Linked DNA regions of Mus musculus: region 2 is linked to region 1. Evidence: chromatin loops called from intact Hi-C (ENCODE). Cell type or tissue: left cerebral cortex. All regions are shown on one strand. Links, peaks and the distances in the headings refer to the core of each region. The heading gives the core; the rest is flanking DNA.

What was found. Hi-C counts contacts between places; a loop is a spot of excess contacts. Peaks named below come from ENCODE experiments on the same cell type or tissue, not always from the same donor. Only the 100,000 strongest peaks of a DNase experiment are listed, where the experiment ranks them.
Region 2: a loop joins it to region 1, with 2.0 times the contacts of the local background. A loop is called at or near these places in 2 of 42 quality-filtered maps.

What each region holds. Positions count from the first base shown.
Region 1 is chr11:59,408,616-59,413,987 of GRCm38, forward strand. All of the region lies in intron 4 of Snap47 (synaptosomal-associated protein, 47), which reads right to left. Among named protein-coding and RNA genes, the nearest start is that of Prss38, 36 kb to the left of the region's middle. In left cerebral cortex, for the core only: no CTCF peak of the experiment used is centred there; DNase peaks (open chromatin) are centred at 2,392, 4,613 and 5,110; H3K27ac peaks cover 897 bases.
Region 2 is chr11:59,333,403-59,338,774 of GRCm38, forward strand. Wnt9a (wingless-type MMTV integration site family, member 9A) reads left to right here. Exons shown (of 4, transcript NM_139298.2): 4 at 1-150. Among named protein-coding and RNA genes, the nearest start is that of Gm51865, 18 kb to the left of the region's middle. In left cerebral cortex, for the core only: a CTCF peak has its summit at 3,276 (motif pointing right); DNase peaks (open chromatin) are centred at 1,981, 3,076, 3,230, 4,241 and 3 more places; H3K27ac peaks cover 3,406 bases.

The sequences.
Region 1 (5,372 bases), core at 274-5,273:
TCACAAGGAGCCCTCCTCATCATGGAGTGACAAGTGCCGGTAATTTAATAGGCTACACACCACAGAGTCACTTCAACAAGGCTAGCCTCACTTACCTAGGGTCCGAGGTGCAGAGAGCACTGAGGGCCAGGTAACAAGTATGTGTGTGCATGGAGCCACTGCAGGCCAGCCCAACTCCCCTTAGCCTCCCTTCCACTCAGATCCGTGATGCGTGTCAGGCAGTTTTATTTTATTGCAGTTCCAAGTTCTTCGGGCTGTGGTTGCTCTAACTGTGTTCTCATGGAGCTGGGCTAAGCAGCTCATGCTTTCAAGCTGACAGCAAAAAAGAAAACAGCGACCGCGGCTTGTGATGACTGCCCGCACCTTTCAGGAAGAACCTCACTTCACAGTGGGGCCAAGGAAGAGGACATCTTGGTCATGATCACTGTCTCCCCACAGCAACATATGGCAGGGATGGGTTGAGTGGAGACTTCTGAGGTCCCCAAGGCCTGTCTAGTGACTGCATTATATCCTAAAACCTTCCCTGACCCTTACCTGATGTCACACATACAAGTGTCCCATGAGGGCCCAGGCAGAACTACCACACATCTAAGGTGGCCCAACTGCTCTATCTGCACCCAGCTGGCGCCATGGTGACACACTAAGTGCTCAGTTCTAATTCACAAAGGTACCCTTGCTCATCGGGTGGCATTTCCACTAGCTTAGAGACCTGGTCAAGAACTCTGCATCTGACTAACAACAGACAACACAAGCAGGAAATGCCAGGACGTAGGGCCTAAGCTCTTTCCCAATAGCTAGAGACACAAGATAAACTGCAAACTGCAAAGGCCTGTGCTAGGGCCACCAAACGAGTTTCCTCTTCAGACAGCCCGTGTCTCCCCATGAACACTGCCATCACGAGACAGTTTATGATGGCTGCCTGCAGTTCTAGATCTGTTCCCCAGGAGCCGGTTGGAACTCTGGAAAGCACACAGTGGGGACAGTGAGCACTGGGATGGGTGATGACATCATACAGTAGTCTTTTCCATCTCCTAGACTTGCTGACACCAGACAGCAGACTGAAACAAGGAAACAAATCCCTAACACCCAGCCCCACCCTTCTCTCCTGCCCGCCTGCCCACTGTGGTGGGAAGGTTATCTTGTCTGTGTCGCCCACTTGCCTATCAGTTATGTCATCTGACAAGCCTCCTAGCCTCCCACAGTCAGGTCACACATGAGCCCTGGCTATGCCTCTCTACAGTCTCTGGGCCTGTGCACACATGGGTCCCATAAGAGCGCATGCCTTTCCAGGAGGCATGAACACTGATGTGCCGGTACTGCAGTTCTCAGCCAGCATCCTTGTCCCTAAGGTACATGTGTCTGTCTGAAACAGAAATACCTTTAGACCATGACCACTTTGAAGGCTGGGGGACAAGTCCTGCCAGAACTTGGGCACCAGTTTCCAGCTGTGCTATGTGTGGATCCTGTAGCCCCTCGGGCACTGGCTCACTTGATTGATACAACCGTTTATCTTGTCTGTGTTTAAGAAGAACCATGCTTATAAGAAAGAAGAGAATTAAAGAAGAAAATAAAAGCTGTCTGTGACTCAAACTACCATTCCTCAGGTTAGCCTGACAAGCTAGCATTCTTACCCCCAAGTCCCAAATCTGAGACTTTCTGAGCTGATGAAACACTGCTGCTGAACACAACCCGTGAGCCCACAGGACAGGCCACATCAAAACTCCAATCAGACATGGAGGGGCACATATACAATCCCAGGACCTGGAAGGTAGAGGCAAGAAGACCAGGAGTTCAAGGTCAGTCTCAGAGACATACAGAGTTTGAGTCTGGCCTGGATTACACAAAACAACACAAACAAAAACTTAACAAAACCAAACTCTCCAGAATGCAGGTCCACGCTAAGTGTCCTCTGAGACCATCTTCAGGTGCATGTCAGAGGTACTCAGCAGACAAGTGGAGTCCATGCTTATTTAGCCTGGGTGCTGGCCGGAGGCGCTATCACTTGTCGGAAAGATTTAAAAATCCTAAACAAGCCCAAACCAGCACAGTCCTGAATGCTTCAGAAAAGGGACGCTCAGCCCATGTGGGCTGGATTTCATTACTACATCCACATGCTTGTGTGAGAACTCAAAATACGCGATGAAAGGACACTCCCAGTTTTGTTTCCTGTTGTGTACTTTTTCCTCTTTTGGATAAACAAAAGCTTGAAATATAGACTCCCCCACCCCCAATGCCACTCCCAGAACTTCATTTTAGAAACTGTTCACCTGTTACCTCAAACTCTTTTTTAGAATAAGGTCCAGAAGAGCTGAGCACTGGCCATGAGCTCTGGGGCTCCCTAGATTCAGTCTGAGCCAGTTACAAGAGACATAACCACTAGCCTAGTGTTCATTGCCATGGGCAGATGACTCAGTCACAGCACCAGGGCACTGTGAGAAATCGCATGTCCCTGAAAACAGAGCAAGGACCTCATCTGGGCCTGGAGGAAGCACAGTCACAAACTGGATGCTGGGCTGCAGGACCCACACCAGCCCTCAGAGCCTGGAGTGGCCACCAAGCTGCAGGACAGGAAGAAACCAAGAGGTTTTAAACAGCCACCCACACACTGAGGAGTGAGACGTGAATATATCCAAAATATATTTCAAAAAGTAAACAAATGAGAGTCAGGATTAGTTAAGTATAATATACCCAATACAGAAGTCCTAATCTGTCAGTGTGAAAAGCAGGCTTAACAAACATCTCAGCCAGGACAAACATGAATACTAGCCATATGAAACAGGACCAAGAGGCCACAGACCTTGAGTGCACTCTATGATAATCCTGTGAGACTGCATTTCCTCTGTCATCTTCCTGAAAAGCTCAATCAATTGGCTCTTCCTTGTGCACAGTGAAAGTGTAGCCAAAGGAAGACTATGTATGGGCTGAGGATACAGCAAAGTTGAAGCTCAGACCCCAGAATTATAGAAATAGGGTGTGGTGATGTCTGCCTGTTATCTCAGCACTTGGTAAGTAGAAGATAGAAGACCAGAAATTCAAGGTCATCTTGGCTAAACTACATAAGACCTTCTCAAAACAAAACAAAACAACCCTCCCAAAACAACAAAAGCAAAACCAAATCAAAAGAGCAAGACACTGTATTCTGTGACCTTTGCCTAATATCACACATAAATAATCCATGGCACAAACAACTGATTGCCTATCCAAGTTTTAACATTATATTATACAAATACTCAAATAAAGGCTGGTTGCTATTCAACCTTTGATTTGGAAAAAGTCTCACCATTTTAAAAGTCTTAAAAATAGAACTGATTCCAAATAGCCTGCTAAGACCCCTTGGCCTGTCTGCCAAAGTGCACTTGGAATTAATTAATACTGAGAAGCCATACTGAAAAGACATCCAACAGCTACTAGGCCTGCAGACAAAGAAAATCACTGAGCTAACCTTCCAAGCACTAATACCTCTAGAATACTGGTAGCCTTTTCTCTTTAAGAGAGGGATTGAAGTAATTAAATAGCACCATGTACATTCCATATAACAGGGGACGGAAAGAATGGAGCTCGTGAAGTCTGGCCAAACCTTAGAAACAGTTGTTCCCTCTGTGGCTCAGGATGACAAGCTGTCTAGTCATCAGCACATATTGCTGCCAGCCTCTGACATACCCTGGGGGCCCCTTGATGAGCCCTGACTGGCTGTGCGTCAAAGACCAGACCCGAGTGGACATTCCCACAAGTCCTTGACACTCAACAAACAACACGGTAACCAGGCAGCCTCACCTGCGTGGATGCTCAGCCCCTGCTAGACAGGCAGGACACAACCATGTGCAAGCCTGTGTCTGGGAAAGTTTGGGAAACTGAGGGTTCTTCTCCCAGAGAAGCTATGGCTACAATACAACAGTCGGCAGCTGTTGTGTCGGGGTCACATCAGCTCCTCTTAGTGTCTGTGGTAGGAGAGGGGAACTCCAGGTGGCTCAGGCAGGAACCAGGCAGAAGTGGAGAAACTTGTAAGTTCAGGAAGGAGGGCCCGCACAGCTGTGTCCTCAGGGCAGCACAAACACAACTTTGCAGAGGGCCATTCGCAGGGAATCCTTAGGAAGGGCTTTCTAGCCTTGCTGGCCCCAACAGTCCCAAGGGTCAAGGCTTCTCTGGACCAGAGCTCACAGCTCGGTGGTGATGTGATGAGTGGTCTCTCAGCACCAGGCTGCCTGGACTCAGACAAGCACCACCAACACAGTCCCGGCTGGCGCGGTCACACCAGGTAACCAGAGGAGCAAACACAGAGAGATGTCAGCCCCCTCGGCATCTCTACATTGTCCACAGCACAATATCTACATACAGCACAGTATGTAACCAGCACTGATTGAGGTGGTGCAGATGCACTGACCACGTGGACATGTCTCCACATATACTCTCAAGGGGTCTCAGCGCCTCGTGGTGTACAGCTGTGCTGTCAAGACAGCCTAGCTCAGGACACACTCTGTGTGCCCACACAGGTTTCTACCTTCATATAGGATCTGAGCAGTGACGCTCTGCTCCTCCCTGTCCTATGACTCTGTGAACCCGAGCACCCACAGTCTGCATGAGCGAGGCTGTCTGCTCTCAGCTGTACTTACACTGACTCACCCAGTAACTGTGAATTTTCCTACAGTGAGAAATTAGCAACCATTTAAGAACAGAGCTGGGATAAATCAAGCTGTCTGCAACTGTGAACTGTTCTTCCAGTTGAGCCATTAACATGTTGTGGAGAAGGTAAAGAAGGGAAAGTTGGCTTTCACAGCGGTGAAGCCCTAGGGGCTGCAGGAGCATGCTCTGCTGCAACCCATCACACACAGAGCTCACAGACCACCCGGTCTCACGGCCCAGCAGCTGCATTCCTAGGGGCTGCTGGTGGTCTGGGGCTGGCAGGGAGGGTGGATGTGAGGCTCATGGTCCCTGCATTCTATGGCGTGCATGGGCTTGCTTGTGCCACTCCTGAGGCAACTTAGAGACAGCAGAGTGGCTATGCTCAGGTCTTCAGGGATCTATGGGCCTAGAACTACATCTGGCAGGTAGCCATCAGTGACAAATAGCTGCTCTCACTTGAGGCCCAGCAGTGGTACTTGACTACACAGGTCGAAAGCTGACCCAGGCCACTGTTACACAGCTCAATCATAGGTGACCTCAAAGAGAGTCAAACGTGTGCATAAAGACTACACAAGTCGGGGGACATAAGGAAGATGTGCTGAGGCATGGCTCCCCAGAATCTTAGCTGACATGTGAGCGCCTCACGCTGCTTCACAAAGCACTATCTGTTCTTATCCAAGCCTTCGGTACAGCCCTGCTGCATGACAGGGACAGTAACATCATAATACTAACACAACTGGTTACATGGTGAG
Region 2 (5,372 bases), core at 262-5,261, 75 kb before region 1:
TGCAGCCTGTGATTTCTCTACCTCAACTGTGTGGCGAGTAGGTGTGAACCTGAGTGACTGCAGAGAATGTATTTATTTAACAGCTTTGTGTAACAAAACCAGAAACAAATGGAAACACTAAATAAATGTATTTTAAATTATAGACAACCTAAGTCCGATGTTTTCACTGAGGCTCTGGGGAACCTGGAAAGACAGGGAGGATGAGGGTGTGGGTAAGGCGGGGCAGAAGAGGAGAATATGAGAGGAGGAGGGAGAGCGGAAGGAGGGGAGGGAAATAGGGAGAATGGGAGGACAAGGAGGGTCCTTTCTGAGGACCTAGGTCGAAGAGACTTGCTAACCTCTGAAGGACTGCTAACCCTAGTCTATGTGGCTCCCCCGGACTCCTGGTCTCTCTCTGCCTCCACTGTCAAGGCTGGGTGGGAGTTGGTGCACTTTAAAGAAGCCTTCTCTAATCCTTTGGCCTAAGAAGCGACCTCCTGTCAAAGCCTTCACCTCTGGCTCTCACACCTCCTCTGGCTTGGTTCCTACAGCTTTTTCTGTCTGTTCTGTGGCAGGGGACCTCCTGGCCTATGTCTGGGGTGCTCTCAAAGTAGCCACCTGGCTCTCAGCCCTTTCCTGCCTGTCTCTCCAGCCACTGTGACCTACCTTGCTTGGATTCCTAGGGGCTCCTCTAGCACAGGTCTATGCTCTGCTCCCCACCCTGCTCCAGGACTTGCAGCCATAAGCTGCAGGGCACGGGTTGCCAACCGAGGACTGTGGACTAGCTATGGATGGATGTCCATATCCATAGCCCCGCCTCCAGGAAGATGAGGACCGTGCTCATGCTGGACTTTCACTGAGCCTCTGATCACAGACTGTCCCCCCCTCCCCACACACACACCAGGCAGCTCTGTTCCCATTCGGAGTTCAGAACCCTGTGACTGACATGGTTCCTCCCCAGGGTTTTGAGAGGTTTCATGGGGCCATTCTGTTGGGTAAGTACTGTGAGCTCTGGCCGAGTCTGTGTGAAGCTGCTGGACAGGCAGAATCAGCCACTGAGAAGAACTGATGTGCATACCTGGGCATACAGACTGTGCCCTCCCCACCGCCCACGGGGTCCTGGTCATTCTCCTGGGATCTTGGCTGCCAGCTATATAGGCCATTTCCTTTAGGCATGAGGTCCCCTGGGCATCTAGCTGTTCTTTCAGGGTTTATGAACTTGACCATGTGAATATGCCTATGTGTGTATGTCAAAGTCTGTGTGCCCAGAAGTGTCTATACATGTTCAGAGGGGCTGTGTTCATGAATATGTGTCTGTCTGTGTTTATGTATGTCCACATGGGAGCCATCTCCTATGTCCATGTCCACACATCTCTGTATCTTGTGACTCTGCTTGGCTACATCCATAGGTTTGTCCCTTTGTGAATATATGTGTGCAGATGTATGTGTGGTTCATTGTGTTTGCATGTATATGTGTCTACATGCATGTTTGTTTGTGTGCATGAGTATAGTAGGGTCACAGTGCTGACTGTAGCTCACCTCCTAGCCCCTGCACAGTCTTTCCCTTGCACAGCTGTCCACTATGGTGACAGTCTATAGCTACCCCCATCCGAGCTTCTCAGTGGATGGGTGCCCACTGACTCATGAGGCAGGAAGAGAGATCTCTCCCATTGAGTTACTTCCTCAAGTGAACCAAGACACCCTGGATCCTGAACGGTACTTCCCACTCCTGGTTGGAGAAGAGATTCCCCGGCAGTTCTTAGAGGACAGGCTATCCAATCACAAGTGCTGGCAAGTGAACACAGAGAAGGGGTGGGTCCCATGAGCCAGATTCTTCAAGGGTATGACCCCAGGGTCTTTCATAGGTGGAGACACAAGCCTAGGATACACAGGTGCTAGGGGCCAGCCAGCGATCAACCAGGCAACTCCCTGAGCTGAGACCAGGCCGAGGCAGGCATCTGGCTCTCCTCCCAGCGGGGCTGGCTGGTGTGGGAGATGACTGGGGGATTAGGTAAGGAGGCACTTAGGTAATGTCTCAGAAAGGCTTGAGTGTGCAACAGTGGGAAGGTATTGGGTTGGATCCCGCCTGGCCTGTAAGGCTGACTTCAGGCACCAAGGATGAAGGTAGAGAGGAGAGGAGACAGAAGGGAATGAATGAAGGAGGAGGGGTCAGAGAAAGGGAAGAAGATGTGAAGAGGGGAGGAGGAGGAGGAGGGAAAGGAGAGGAGCAAGAGGAGATAGAAGAACAGAGTGGGAGAAGGGAGAGGAGGTTGGACTCAGGGATCAAGTGGAAGTCCTTGGTTGCCTTGCATGTGTTGTGGAGCATGGGGACCCCTAACTGTCCCCAGTTCCTGGTCCAGGTTGTTCATAGTAAGCTCCCACAGGAGCTGCTGTCAGGTTGGGGATGTTAGGGTAGGGCATGCTGACTGTAGAAGGTTGTGAGCAGGTTGGGTTGGGGTCATTCCTGGGGGTCTAGCCTGCCTGCACATGCACACACACAAACCCTGTATGCGCCCATCCCCAGCTTTCTGGAGACTGAGTTGACCTAGTCTGACCTGGGGTTGGGGTGAGGGTCTATCTGTGAGGTTCTCTATGATCCCTCAGCACACAAGAGAACTAGAGAGGACTTGCCAGTGACTTTTGTGGGGCTGGGGCTCAGGCAGGGCTGGGGCAGGGCTGGGGCAGACACACACCTGGCACCCTGGAGCCCTGGAGCTGCTTGGACACTGGCCACACTGGGGCACTGTTTTGCCCTGTCCTTCCTCTTTCCACCGCCTGCCAGGGATGGTTGGGCTCAGTTCCTGGAAGGTTGGAGCTGACCCCAACCTGTTGCCCCTCAAAGAGGTGCTGTCACCCGGGGACAGCAGGTGGAGCTTCAGGCTGATCCTCAACCCTGGACAGAAATGGTCTTGTCTCCATTTTCCAAATTCCTCCTCTGGAAGTGGGGTTAAGGGTTATAGCCCTTTCCTGGCAGCCCAGGATAATGTCCTGGGGTCTCAGCACAGTAAGGCATGGGCTGGAAAGGGGCAGTGGTCCTATCCAAAGCTTTTCTGGCCTGCTCAGGGATGGGAGTGGGGGAAGGGTCCAGCAAGTTGCCAAGGAAACAAGAGCAAACAAACACTTCCTCCCCTCACAGGCCTGCTGGCCTGCTGGGGGGCCTGTGGCAATGACCTCATCTGCCCACCCAACCCTACTCCCAAGGCCAGGCTGAAGGTGGGGGGTCCTGGGCTGTTTGTGTTGGGCCCAGATCCATGGAAACGGCTGGGGCTGGGGGTGCAGGGCTGTTCCTGCTGCAGTCTGTCAGTAGGTGGCAGGAATATGGAGAGGGAAGGAAAGTGAGAGGGCAGAGAGAAGAGAGGAGAGAAGAGGGGAGAAAGAAAGGGAAGTAGCCAAGGAGGGCATTCCAGAGGATCAGAGGGGAGGCAGGGAGGGCAGAAGTCAGGGCTGGGGTGTGGAAACTCATTGGGATTGTAAGGGGTGGGGGTGGAGGGACATTGAAGACATGCCCTGGGGTATGAGAAGACCCCTCTGGAGCCCTGTGCGAGATGAAGATAGTTGGTCTTCGGAGAGGGAAGGGCCTGGGCACAGGACTTCAGCGTAGATGACTGGCATAGGGTACCAGCTCTCTCAGGAGAACCTCCTCCAACTGTTTAGTTTAGTTTTGTTTTATTTTGAGACAGGGTTTCTCTGTGTATTCATGGCTGTGCTGGAACTCACTCTGTAGACCAGGCTGGCCTCGAACTCACAGAGATCCTCCTGCCTCTACTTCCCCAATGTGGTACCACTGCCTGTTTCTTCCAACTTTCTAAACCAAGATCCTCCCTATGGGAGAAGACAGAGCAGTATGAGAGCAGGTGTGTGTGTGTGGGGGGGGGGGGGCACACGGCGCGCACATGTGCGCGTGCGCGCGCGCGCACACACACACACACACACACACACACACACACACACACACACACTTGTCTTTCTATCTGTTTAAGAGAAGTTGGAATGGGTACTATGTCCTTGCTTGCTCCTCTTCCTATGGTATGGGGCCAGAGGCACACTGACAGTGTGTGACTGCCTTTGTTCTCTGGCTGTGTGACCTGAGGAGGCCCCTCTCCTCTGGGGCCTTCTGCTCTGGTAAAGGTTATGCCATTCGCTAGCAAGTAAACCCAAGTTTGTCATCTCCAGGACCAAGTGCTATCGTGGGAGGACTCTATGTGCTTGAGTTTTCTAACGTCACTGATAGGTTCATTCAGTATGCTGTGCAGACTGAACCTAGAGCTTGGGACCAAATGGGTAGTCAGAGGTTAGACATGCTGTGGACTAGGGGATATTTGACAGATGGATATTAAACATCCATAGTCTGAACATTCGAAACCCTGAGATCTGACATACTTCCGTCACTGAAATTTTTGAGCATCATAAAGACTTTTAAAACATTTCAGGTCCCAAGATGGCTCAGCAGATGGCACTTGCCACCGAGCCTGGTAATCTGAATTTAAGGCCATCAAGCTACAAGGTGGATGGGGAGAACCGGTTTCCCTACGTTATCCTTTGACATCTATGCATGTGCCATAATATGTACACACACACACACACACACAAACACACACACACACACACACACTCACACAGAATATAAAATTCCAAGAACTCAACTAGGTCAGCTTCTCTGGGCCGCTTGCCAGCATCAGTGACCACCTGACACCTTTCTGACCGTGGGCGCAAGTCTGAGAGTCTGTCCTGTAATGTGCAGACAAAGGCCAGATGCTGAGAGATCGTTCTCCTGCTTAGCACTTCACCCTTCACCCACTTTCTGTCTGGAACACGAGACCTGGTGGCCAAGTCACAGCAGCTATCTTGAGCTCGTGAGCAGGGAAGCCATACACGGAAGCTGATGGAGGAAAAGCGTGGGCTCCCTGCACTGCCCTTTGTTTTCATTGCCTGTGTGACTTAATGCAAATGAACACTGGCTGGGGGCATGGCTTAGCGATATAACTGGTGCTTAGCAAAGGTGAGGGTCTGGGTTCTACCTCCAACCCCCAAATCAACACATGTTAAATTTTTTATAAGACTATCTGTTTGAGTAGGTTAAGTTGAGAAAAACCAACACCTTTTTCTGTGATGATCACATGAAGCTTGGAGCATTAGGCACGCTGCAGCAATGAAATCGGAGTGCCAGCTAGGCTTGAAGCCAGGCCGGTAGTGCAGGCCTATGATCCCAGTTGCTACAGAGGTTGAGGCAGGAAGATCGAGGGTTCAAGGCTGACATTGGTCAATTCTGTGAGACCTTGTCTCAAAATAAAGATAAATAAATAAATAAATAAATAAATAAATAAATAAATAAATAAATAAATAAATAAATAAATGGAGCTGAAATATAGCTCAGTTGCAGGTTTGTCTAGCAT